Linked DNA regions of Mus musculus: region 2 is linked to region 1. Evidence: chromatin loops called from intact Hi-C (ENCODE). Cell type or tissue: left cerebral cortex. All regions are shown on one strand. Links, peaks and the distances in the headings refer to the core of each region. The heading gives the core; the rest is flanking DNA.

Region 1 (4,774 bases), core at 439-4,438:
TTCAGTAAACGAAGATTGTATTGTCCTTTTTTTTTTTTTTTTTTTTTTTATTTATTTTGGTCCTCCACGTGGGAGGTTCCACCATGAAGCCTCCACATGGGAATCAGCTGAGGAAAGACTTCACAAATTACTAAGTGTGTTTCAACATAGGGGCAGGAGTCATATTGAGAAGGCAGGATTTGTTGTTGTTGTTGTGCCTGTGTGTGTGTATGATAAATGTTTATCATGGTTTATTACTGAGAGACAGTTGTAGTTGTCTGAATTCACATTTTGGGGAACGTTGTCAATGAACTCAACGGGAATGGTGATGCTATTTCTGATTCCAGCGAGAGCTCTAACTTCAAGCATACACCTTGTGCTGTCCTTGGTCGGTGACGGAATCCTCCTCGGGAACATCAATTGTCTTATTGATTCTTTTGATGTCTAAGTGTGAGGGGAATGTGGATTAGTTTGCCTAGCAACTGCGTGTACGTTCTTGGTTGTATTTTCTTCCATTTTCTAGAGATTTATAAAGTTTGGTTTTTTTTTTTTTTTGGCTGTGGTTTAAAATCAAGTGTTTTTACCCCTCACGCAAAGACCCTGTCCTCTTTGTCCTATGTATTTCTTTTCCTCTGACATAAACTTTATACATTTAAGGTATAAAAGCCACTGGAAATAAAATCCAATCTCACAACTTACTCTAGAAATGTAGTATCTATGTAATAAGTAACAAGATAGCTACTGATGCCAAATTTTAAAGTTTTTTTTTTTTAAATCTGGATGATGGATTCAAATAAAAGATATCTAATATGGAATTCTGGAGAGAAATTTTCTTACCTGAAATGCATCCTGGGATTTCTATAATATGCAGTCATAGATTGTTTTCATTATTTGTAAACCCTGGTGAATTTTAGTTTTTACACACACACACACACACACACACACACACACACACTCACTTGTAAAGATGCTGTAGAACCTAAAGTGCTTTATTCTCCATTCTGCAGTGCACTAGACACTGGCCAAGATACTGGGGTTGAGTGGAGCAAAATGAATGTAGTCTTGTTCTTGTGGATTTGGTGCCTAGCTGGTGAAATAAGATGTGCAAAGATGATGAGTTCTAGGGATTTTATGGTCATCCATGGAGAGGACTAGTTAAAGAAAGAAAATCTTTTAAGGGGAAAATGCAGGATGCCTGCTTCAGGGAGTGGCTTTAACTTAGAAAGGGTGGTGTTTGGATATGCCCTGGCAGAAGGAAGCATATAGCAATGGGAAGGAGGTAGCTATACTTTCAAGCAAGACTCAATATGTTCCTTGACAGATAGGCCTGTAGAGATTCAGCTGTTTCTTACATCTGGCCACTTTTTCATGCATTCCAGTTTAATGGAACTAATTGTGTCCTGCGTGGGTCAAGGTCTCCTCTACGGTGGATCTGTGATGCTAGGTACAAAGAAAGCTATGCAATATCAAGACTTTGTTGATTTTGCTTTTTATTTTGATACATAGGTATCTGTTATTTTCACCTTCATAGTTTAATCTCACCAACTGCAAAGCCCCCGGAATTGTAGAATGTGCATGTAGAGGATGCTTTTTTGCCAGATTCCATGCAGACCATTTACATATCCTAGTGTTCTTGAAGCGTGCCTGCTCTGCTCAGTGCCAGAGGAAAGACAGAGTGTTGCTTTTAAGTGTCTCAGTGCTGATGGGACATATAATTTGCTTCTAAGTTTTTAGATAGGAAACTTTTGCCATTGTACCAACTGTGTTAAGGAGGGGTATATAAAGCAGAGGTGGGAGTGATAATTCTGTTGGTGGCTATGCATCAGGGAAGGAGGCCCAGAGAGATGCTAGCACTTAGTCACGAAGGATGAGTGGGAACCTGCCAGATGGCCACAGCAGTGGGGAGTGTTTCAGCATGTGCCTCTGCAAGTGCACAAAGACATAAGGGGATGTGAAGAGTTTGGGGACAATTAGTCCTCAGGAGGAAAGAATTTGTACCAAGTGTAGATCGGTACAGCTAGAAGGTTAGAAAGCCCACCAAGTGGGTCCATTCTAGATCAAAGAATCCATACTTTATTCTGTAGATAGCGGTCAACATTGAAGATAGTTAAACATGAATTGCACACACACACACACACACACACATATATGCACTAACATTTTTATATTTATGTATATGATAACTTTGTGAGTGCAAAGTGAAGACTGAAGAGCCTTCCATCATAATATACAAATTGTTCAATGAGGAAACTGTCCAATGATCCTGCTGAGTCATGAGTTCACAATATGGCCCATGTTGCAGGTGGTAGGAATGTGAATTAATCTCTCTATAGTTTTGTCCTTCCATCTGCAAAGTGGGGTGATAGCAGTGACTGTCTTACAATTGGTGTGAGGATTATAAGGGCTCTTATTACTTAGAGATAACGCACCATAATTTCTTACATAATTATGTATGCTAATTTCATTAAGAATAGCAACTCTATGTGTAGGAAGAAGTTGGCTAATATAGGAACTGAAAATGTCCTTTAAAAGGCAGTTGCAGCTTGCATCATTTTAAACTCATAGGAAAGATCATCTCTAAATATACTTGGAAATCTTTTTTGTTTGTAGTCTTTAAACATTCTGTGTATGTGCGTCTGCATTGAGATAGATGCACGTGGATGCAGATGCCCCCATAGGCCAGACTAAGATAGCAAATCTCTTGGAGTTTGAGTTACAGGCAACAGTTGTAAGCTGCCCAACATGGCTGCTGAAGACCAAACCCAGCTTCTCTGCAAGGGCAATATTTAACCGCTTAACTCCTAAGCCATCTCTCTAGCCCGATGTTTCTGTAAATCTAAAACTATCTTGTTACCTATCTGTGGGAGAACAATTAAAAAGTTAATAGCCATAGGAAAGCCAAATCAGGGCATGAGACAAACACAACATGGGAGCCTGACTGGGGGCAGCTGGATTTGGGGAACAATTTTGAAACCTTTCCTTTGTATATTTTTGTATGTCAATACGAGCAAAATTGTCAAAAGGTGATCTACAAAATGTAGGGTATATTTAATCTTTTCGACTTTCACTATCACGACCCATTTGGTGTCTAGAGTAATGTCAGCTGAAGTCTGAGACATTCAAATAGTGTACAGATGAGCTCTGAGTTCAGATGGCTTTTTACGGCTGAATAAGTACCAGTGAGCTTGTGGCTAGGCATAAAACTGCATGTTTGACTTGTCATCTGAAAGTTCCTCATGTCCAGTTTAAGGTAGCCATTTGAATTTCTATTCAACAACAGCAAAACTTTCAGGATCCAGTGAAACACAGAACGGCTGGTTTCATTGGTTAAGATATATGTATTAATGAGTGAATGTGAATTATTTTACAATAAAAAACCCCACTGTGTCCATTCCAAAATCGTGATAAACCTTGTATACCAAGTATATTATAGACACCACAAGGTGAAGAACGTTTTAGTAAAAGACCTTGTATTTTAGTAAAAATAACATGGTGTGTGTGTGTGTGTGTGTGTGTGTGTGTGTGTGTGCGCGTGCCCATGGAGACCAAAGTGGAACTTGGGTGGTATTTTTCAGGTGCCATTCACCTTTTAATTTTGGTAGGATCTCTCATTGGTCTGGAATTCATCAAGTAGACCAGGCTGCCCCAGGAATTGTTGCCCTACTTTCCTTCCAGCAGTTAGATGGAGAATACAAATGTGTACCACCATGCTTTTTACTTTTTAAAAATGGGCTCTGGGGATGTAAATCAGGTCCTTGTATGTGCATGAAGGGTGCTATACTAATGGAGTCATCTCTACAGCCCCACCTAATGTTTGTAAAGTGAGTGGTTTGATACTTCACAGATCTCTATAGTTTTTGTTAATAAATAATTGTTTTCTTTGCAGCTTTAAGAATACCGGGAATTTATTTTTTCTTACCATGTCTCAGTTTTGTGAGAATGACTATCATATTTTTTTTGGTGGGAGAAAGGTTTTACTCTTACTGACTTTCCATTAATATTGTGACATTCTACTTTGTCCGATGAATCCAAGCCACGGGGCTTCTAATTGTTTGTGGCTTCTACTATGCTCTTTCAAATGTGGTTACAATGGAGAAGTCGCACCCTAGCCCTTTGGATGCGTTACCTTGAAAACCAAATGATGAGGAATTGTTATTCTTGTAGTCAGGTGACTTGCAGGTACCCAAGGACTGCTAAGCAGAGCGAAGTTTTTAATGATGAGTTGTTGGCTGTTAATGAAAAGCTAGTGGGTGGTAAATTACATATTCAAGTTCTTGAAAATTAACCTCTTGCAAATGTTATTAGTTTCATTTTTTCCTTAGAGTTACAGTTTAATTTTTTTGATAAAGCAGTTTATTACCCTCTAGAAGGTATTTAAATCTGAAAACAGAAGTCACAATTTAACAGTGACCACCTTGTGGTGGCTTCTTTCATTTACATTCTGAGCCTCTTCTTAGAGGTGTTGTTAGGTGCCTAAGTTTGAAGGACTAGCTGGACCTGAGAATTAAGTGAATTCTGTGTATTTGAAGGATGATCTTGTAGATAGGAAAAGGTTTCATTATGTATCTTCTTTGCTCTCATTGTATTAGGATTTGTGCCATATGCCTGATGCTCTGATGTCTCTGCCTCTCTCTCTCTCTCTCTCTCTCTCTCTCTCTCTCTCTGTCTCTCTCTCTTCCTCCCTCCCCCTCCTCCTCCTCCTCCCCCTCCTCCTCCTCCTCCTTCTCCTCCTCCTCCTCCTCCTCCTCCTCCTCCTCCTCCTCCTCCTCCTCCTCCTCCTCCTTCTTCTTCTTCT
Region 2 (4,774 bases), core at 493-4,492, 520 kb after region 1:
AAAAAGAATGTTCAGGCTTTTCTATTTTTTCTACCTATTCTGGCTCCTTTAAAAGCCAGGGTTACTACCATCTTCCTCTAACCCTCATAAAAGCTACCCACAAAATCTCATTGTTCAGGAGATGTGTATATAGTTACAAGTTCCCAATACTTGTAAATAAAGGCTAGGAACTTGGACTAGTCAACAAACTGTAACTGTTATTCAACAAAAGTATATTAGAAAGTAATGCTTTTATTGAGTAGTGCAACTTAGGGTTGATTTAGGAAAAATGTTTTACATTTTAGATCTAAAGTCCTTTGCCTTGGAGATAACTCAGAACATCAAATATAAACAGGTGTAAGATCTTAGGAAATGGTGGGTTAAAATCATACATTGTTGAGAAGTTAATTTACAAAAAAAAAAGGCTATATCGCTTGACAAATGTAACACTGTATATGCAAATGTAATATTAATTGTACAAGCAAATAATGATGGACTGGTGTGAGTAAATATATATGGTGTGTGTGTGTGTGTGTGTGTGTGTGTGTGTGTGTGTGTGTGTGTGTATGGAGAAGGTAAGGACAGTTTCCATACTTGTTTGCTGCTAACTTCCCAAAAACTCCTCTTTGATTAGATAAAATCAGGCTCACAGGACTAAGTGGGATCTACACTGTGACTGACATGTGAGGATTAAATGGCTGGCTTTGGTGGCATGTCCTAGGACATAAGAGCAGCTGCAGCAGTGGGGTCCAAGCTCTCCCTGAGTCTCTTTGCCACTGAACTTGAAGTACAAGATTCTCCTCATTGGAACCTGAAGTGTCTTCCTTAGTTCAGCCTGGTGTTCCAATTACCTACTCTTCCAGAAGATGCAAGACCACGCACATGTCTTCGGATAATTTTATGACTCTGCAATTTCCCTTCATTGAAGGGAAAACAGATAGGCCCTTTCTGAGGCCATTTCTTAGAATAAAATTAATTGATATTATGAAGGTGCCTGAGAGCATCCAGGTTCATGTCTTTTATTAATACCTGATTTCAACTCCTCTACTTGGGGAATATTCTGCTTCATTGGTGGCTAGTGTATCTGAGTTTTGGGATCTGGGCATGCGTCTCTCTACCTACGTAAATTATTTCTGAACAGAATGCTATTTCTGCTCCCACCTCTGTTCATTACTGATGATAGCTATCCTGGCCAGCACCTCAACCTAAACTCCTGATAGCTATACTTCTCCGTGTGAGGATAATAGATGAGGGGTCTCCTGTTTTCACTTTGAATGCAGAATCATTCTGAGCTTCTGGAAATCCAAACACTGGTTTAAACTGGTTTTTGGTTGTTTTATTAATTTTACTAATTTTCTTTGACATCAGCGAGCTAGTATTTTTGAAGTCAGTTTCGAGTGCCTAAGAATGACACTACACTGAAGTGTGTATGGTGGCGTGTATGTGTTCTAGTTTGTCTGCACATGTACATATGTGCAGGGAAAAGCCACATGTTGATGCCACCTGTCTTCCTATGTCATTATTGATCTTATAACTTTGTTAAAGGGTACCTTCGATAAACCTAGAGCTCACTAGCATGGCTATACTGGCTGACCGATGAGCCACCCAGGATCCTTTTGTCTCTGTTCTTTGTCCCGGATTACAGAAATGTACTGTGTCGTGCCTTGCTTTAACGTATGGGCTGGCAATGCAAACGTAGTAAGTCCTCATCCTGGCAAAGCAAGCCTTCTTTACGCTGAGCTGTCTCTCCTGAACAACACAGTCAATTATAAAGACATATGAGAGGCCAATATCTGACTTTCTATCTGAATATATATTTTTTCCTTGGCACATATTAAGCAATACATCAAATATGAACAGAGATCAACTTCAGAATAAAGGCAGTGTGTGAAAATAAAACATTTTAGGTATCTCGAGAGTATCTTTCAACCCAAACAAGCCATTTTAGTATTTACATGAGCAATGGTTTAAAATATTTTTTTTAAAAAAATGGAATGCCTTGAAATAGCAATCTGAAAGTGTTCTGTGACTGTAGAATAGATATTAAAATGTAATTCGTAGATGCCACGTCCCATTGGTTACAATAGCGATGCTTCGCATTGCGTGATGGACTTTGCTTTTGCAGATGTTTCCCATTAAAGTTCATCCTCCCTGCGAGAGAGGCAGGGGAGATAAGCGTGTGATCCCCGCATTTGTGAGAAGGAAAATCCAGCCCTAGTAGTAAGTGGTGGGGCTGGGAGAGGAGCCGAGTGCTCCTGACTCCAGGCTCCAATCTTTCCACATCTGAAAACCTTCCGCAATTGAACTTCATTGTGGCGGGGGAGGGGCAGTGGGCAGACTGAGTGGGAGAAGCTAAGGGATTGGGGAAATGCACATGGGTTTAGGTCAGCTTCCCTGTCTCGGGAAAATATTTACCGCTTGTGTTTTCCATTTATGTTAAAATGTTTTAGCCTGTATTGCACATAGTTCTTGATAAGTTGTTTCACTCACTGGAAAAGAAAGTTCATAAAGCAAGATCGTTTTTAGAATAGTTTGGGGACTTGAACCTATACATGTCTAAAGGCAGTATGACACTTGATGAGGATAAGCCTGTCAGCTTTGTGCTTGTTTTTCATTTTTATTTTCCACTTCATGAAGTCGTTTGATTATCTCTTCACGATAATTTGTTAGGGGTTCATATGATTTCCTCAGCAGTCTGGCCATTGCGGTCCATTTAAAATGAAAGGATTTTAAGATGAAATTTGGAGGCTTTTCAGATGGCCATTAAGATGACGACTTTGAAGTCTGGGTGCTCTGTTGTGGTCCTGTGGTTCTCTCATTATGGGAGTTGAGTTCTGCCTGTTCAGGGTGACAAAGCCCTCAGCCACATCTACTATTATGATTGTCTTACTGGCACGTATACCTAGTGCCACCTCGTGGTTGGCTGCAGCTATAGCATGTAGCCAAAGAGAAAAGGGTAGCAGATACATTGTTTGACTTTAAAAAAATATTGTCAAGGTGACCTTAATAGAGACAAAGGCCAGAAGTCACCATGTGTAAGGTTTATATGTACGTATACATGTGTACACAGGTATGTATGTATGTATTTATGTGTATATATATGTATATTTGTGTGTGTTGTGTGTATATGCATAAATGTGTATATATGTATATATAATTATATATGTTTATGTATGTATATACATATATACATATGTACACGTATTCATATATACATATGCACATACATATTTGTATATATATGCATATTTTACATATATACATGTACACACATATGTATAGATATATCAATATATCTATATGGCTATACACACATACATAGATTATGTAAAACCTTCCAGATAATTTTTGGGTTCTGTTTGGCTGTTGTTTGTATAGAACTCATGGAGCAAGAAATAATTGAACATTTCAAGAAAGCCTGTACCTTAATGTCTCTTTTACCCCGAATTGTTTGTTCGCTGTTATTTGCTGTCAGGACAGGAATGGACAGAGCTGCTGAGTTCTGAGTTCTGATACTTTCGCTGTAGTTTATAACACAACAGGCAGGGCATTCTCAACTTCTAACTCCGGTGGTTCAAGACTAAGTGAATAAAAAGTATGATTCTTCCACATTCCAGTTGATAATAAACAAGTTAAGAACTTAATGAAGAAAAGAAGAGCTAGAAAGAAAAGGAAAGGATGTTATTTCTCTCTTGAGACAATCTACCAATTTTATCACCAATAATATGAAGGTCTTAAAACACAGGAATGAATGGTTTGCAAAGAACATCCCCATGCATCCTGTCGTGGGCTGGTGTTTTCTTGGACATACAAGAAGTAAGCTATGCTATTGTGAACTCCATGAACACAGAATAATGTGCCCTCTGTGTTGAGAGGTGCTTAACTCTTATAGTCTAATTGCTTTTAATTTGTGAAGTGTATTTATCCATGTAAGTATTTATAAACAGGAGCCCACTTTAGAACCCCGTGGAAGCCTCATGATTGTTTTCTGGCCCCACCATCCAGAGCCTGTGAGACAGTAGAACTGGGTATGTCTATAAAAGTTCATGCATGGAAGCTGGAAAGTTGGCTCAGCTGATAAGAGCACTGGCTACTCTTTCTGGAGGACCCAGGTTCAATTCCCAGCAGCCACAAGGTGGCACACTACTGCCTGCAACTCCAGTTCCAAAGGATCTGACACCCTCACACAGACATACAGACAGGAAAACATCAATCCACATAAAAATAAATAAATAGTTCCTTAAAAGTTCATACATGACTCAGGTGATGGTCTAGGGTCTAAATGTGACAAACACTGGCCTGTGCTAAAGAGTTCTGTCAATCAATTTATCACCAGAGTGAGGGATCACATACCCAAACCAGAGGTCGAAAATTCTCAATCAGCCAGCTTTACCCTCTTGAAACTTTGTGTTTCATCCAGAAGAACAACTTTTCCTTCTTTTGTTTATTTAATCGGTTTTTTTTTTACATTCCAGACTTTATTCGCCTCCCAGTCCACCTTCTGACTGTTCCACACCCATACCTTCTTCCCCCAGTCTCTGAAAGGATGTTTCACCGCTCCCCACCCCCCAATACCCCACCCCACCAGACCTCTCCACTCCCTGGGTTTCCAGTCTCTTGAGAGTTAGGTGCATATTCTCTGATTGAGACCAGACCCAGCAGTCCTCTACTGTATGTCTGTATGGGGGCCTCATATCAGCTGGTGTATACTGCCTGTTTGGTGGCTCAGTGTTGGAGAAATCTCAGGTCATGTCAGTTGAGACTACTGGTCCTCCTACAGGGTTGCCTTCCTCCT

What was found. A loop is a pair of places that touch in the nucleus more often than their neighbours do. Peaks named below come from ENCODE experiments on the same cell type or tissue, not always from the same donor. Only the 100,000 strongest peaks of a DNase experiment are listed, where the experiment ranks them.
Region 2: a loop joins it to region 1, with 2.3 times the contacts of the local background. A loop is called at or near these places in 5 of 42 quality-filtered maps.

The regions. Positions count from the first base shown.
Region 1 is chr10:110,437,666-110,442,439 of GRCm38, reverse strand. It overlaps a transcript of Nav3 not described here. Among named protein-coding and RNA genes, the nearest start is that of 9230102K24Rik, 160 kb to the left of the region's middle. In left cerebral cortex, for the core only: no CTCF peak of the experiment used is centred there; DNase peaks (open chromatin) are centred at 1,833 and 2,601; H3K27ac peaks cover 2,323 bases.
Region 2 is chr10:109,919,053-109,923,826 of GRCm38, reverse strand. All of the region lies in intron 1 of Nav3 (neuron navigator 3), which reads left to right. Among named protein-coding and RNA genes, the nearest start is that of Nav3, 79 kb to the left of the region's middle. In left cerebral cortex, for the core only: CTCF peaks have their summits at 2,901 (motif pointing left) and 4,110 (motif pointing right); DNase peaks (open chromatin) are centred at 2,296, 2,868 and 4,094.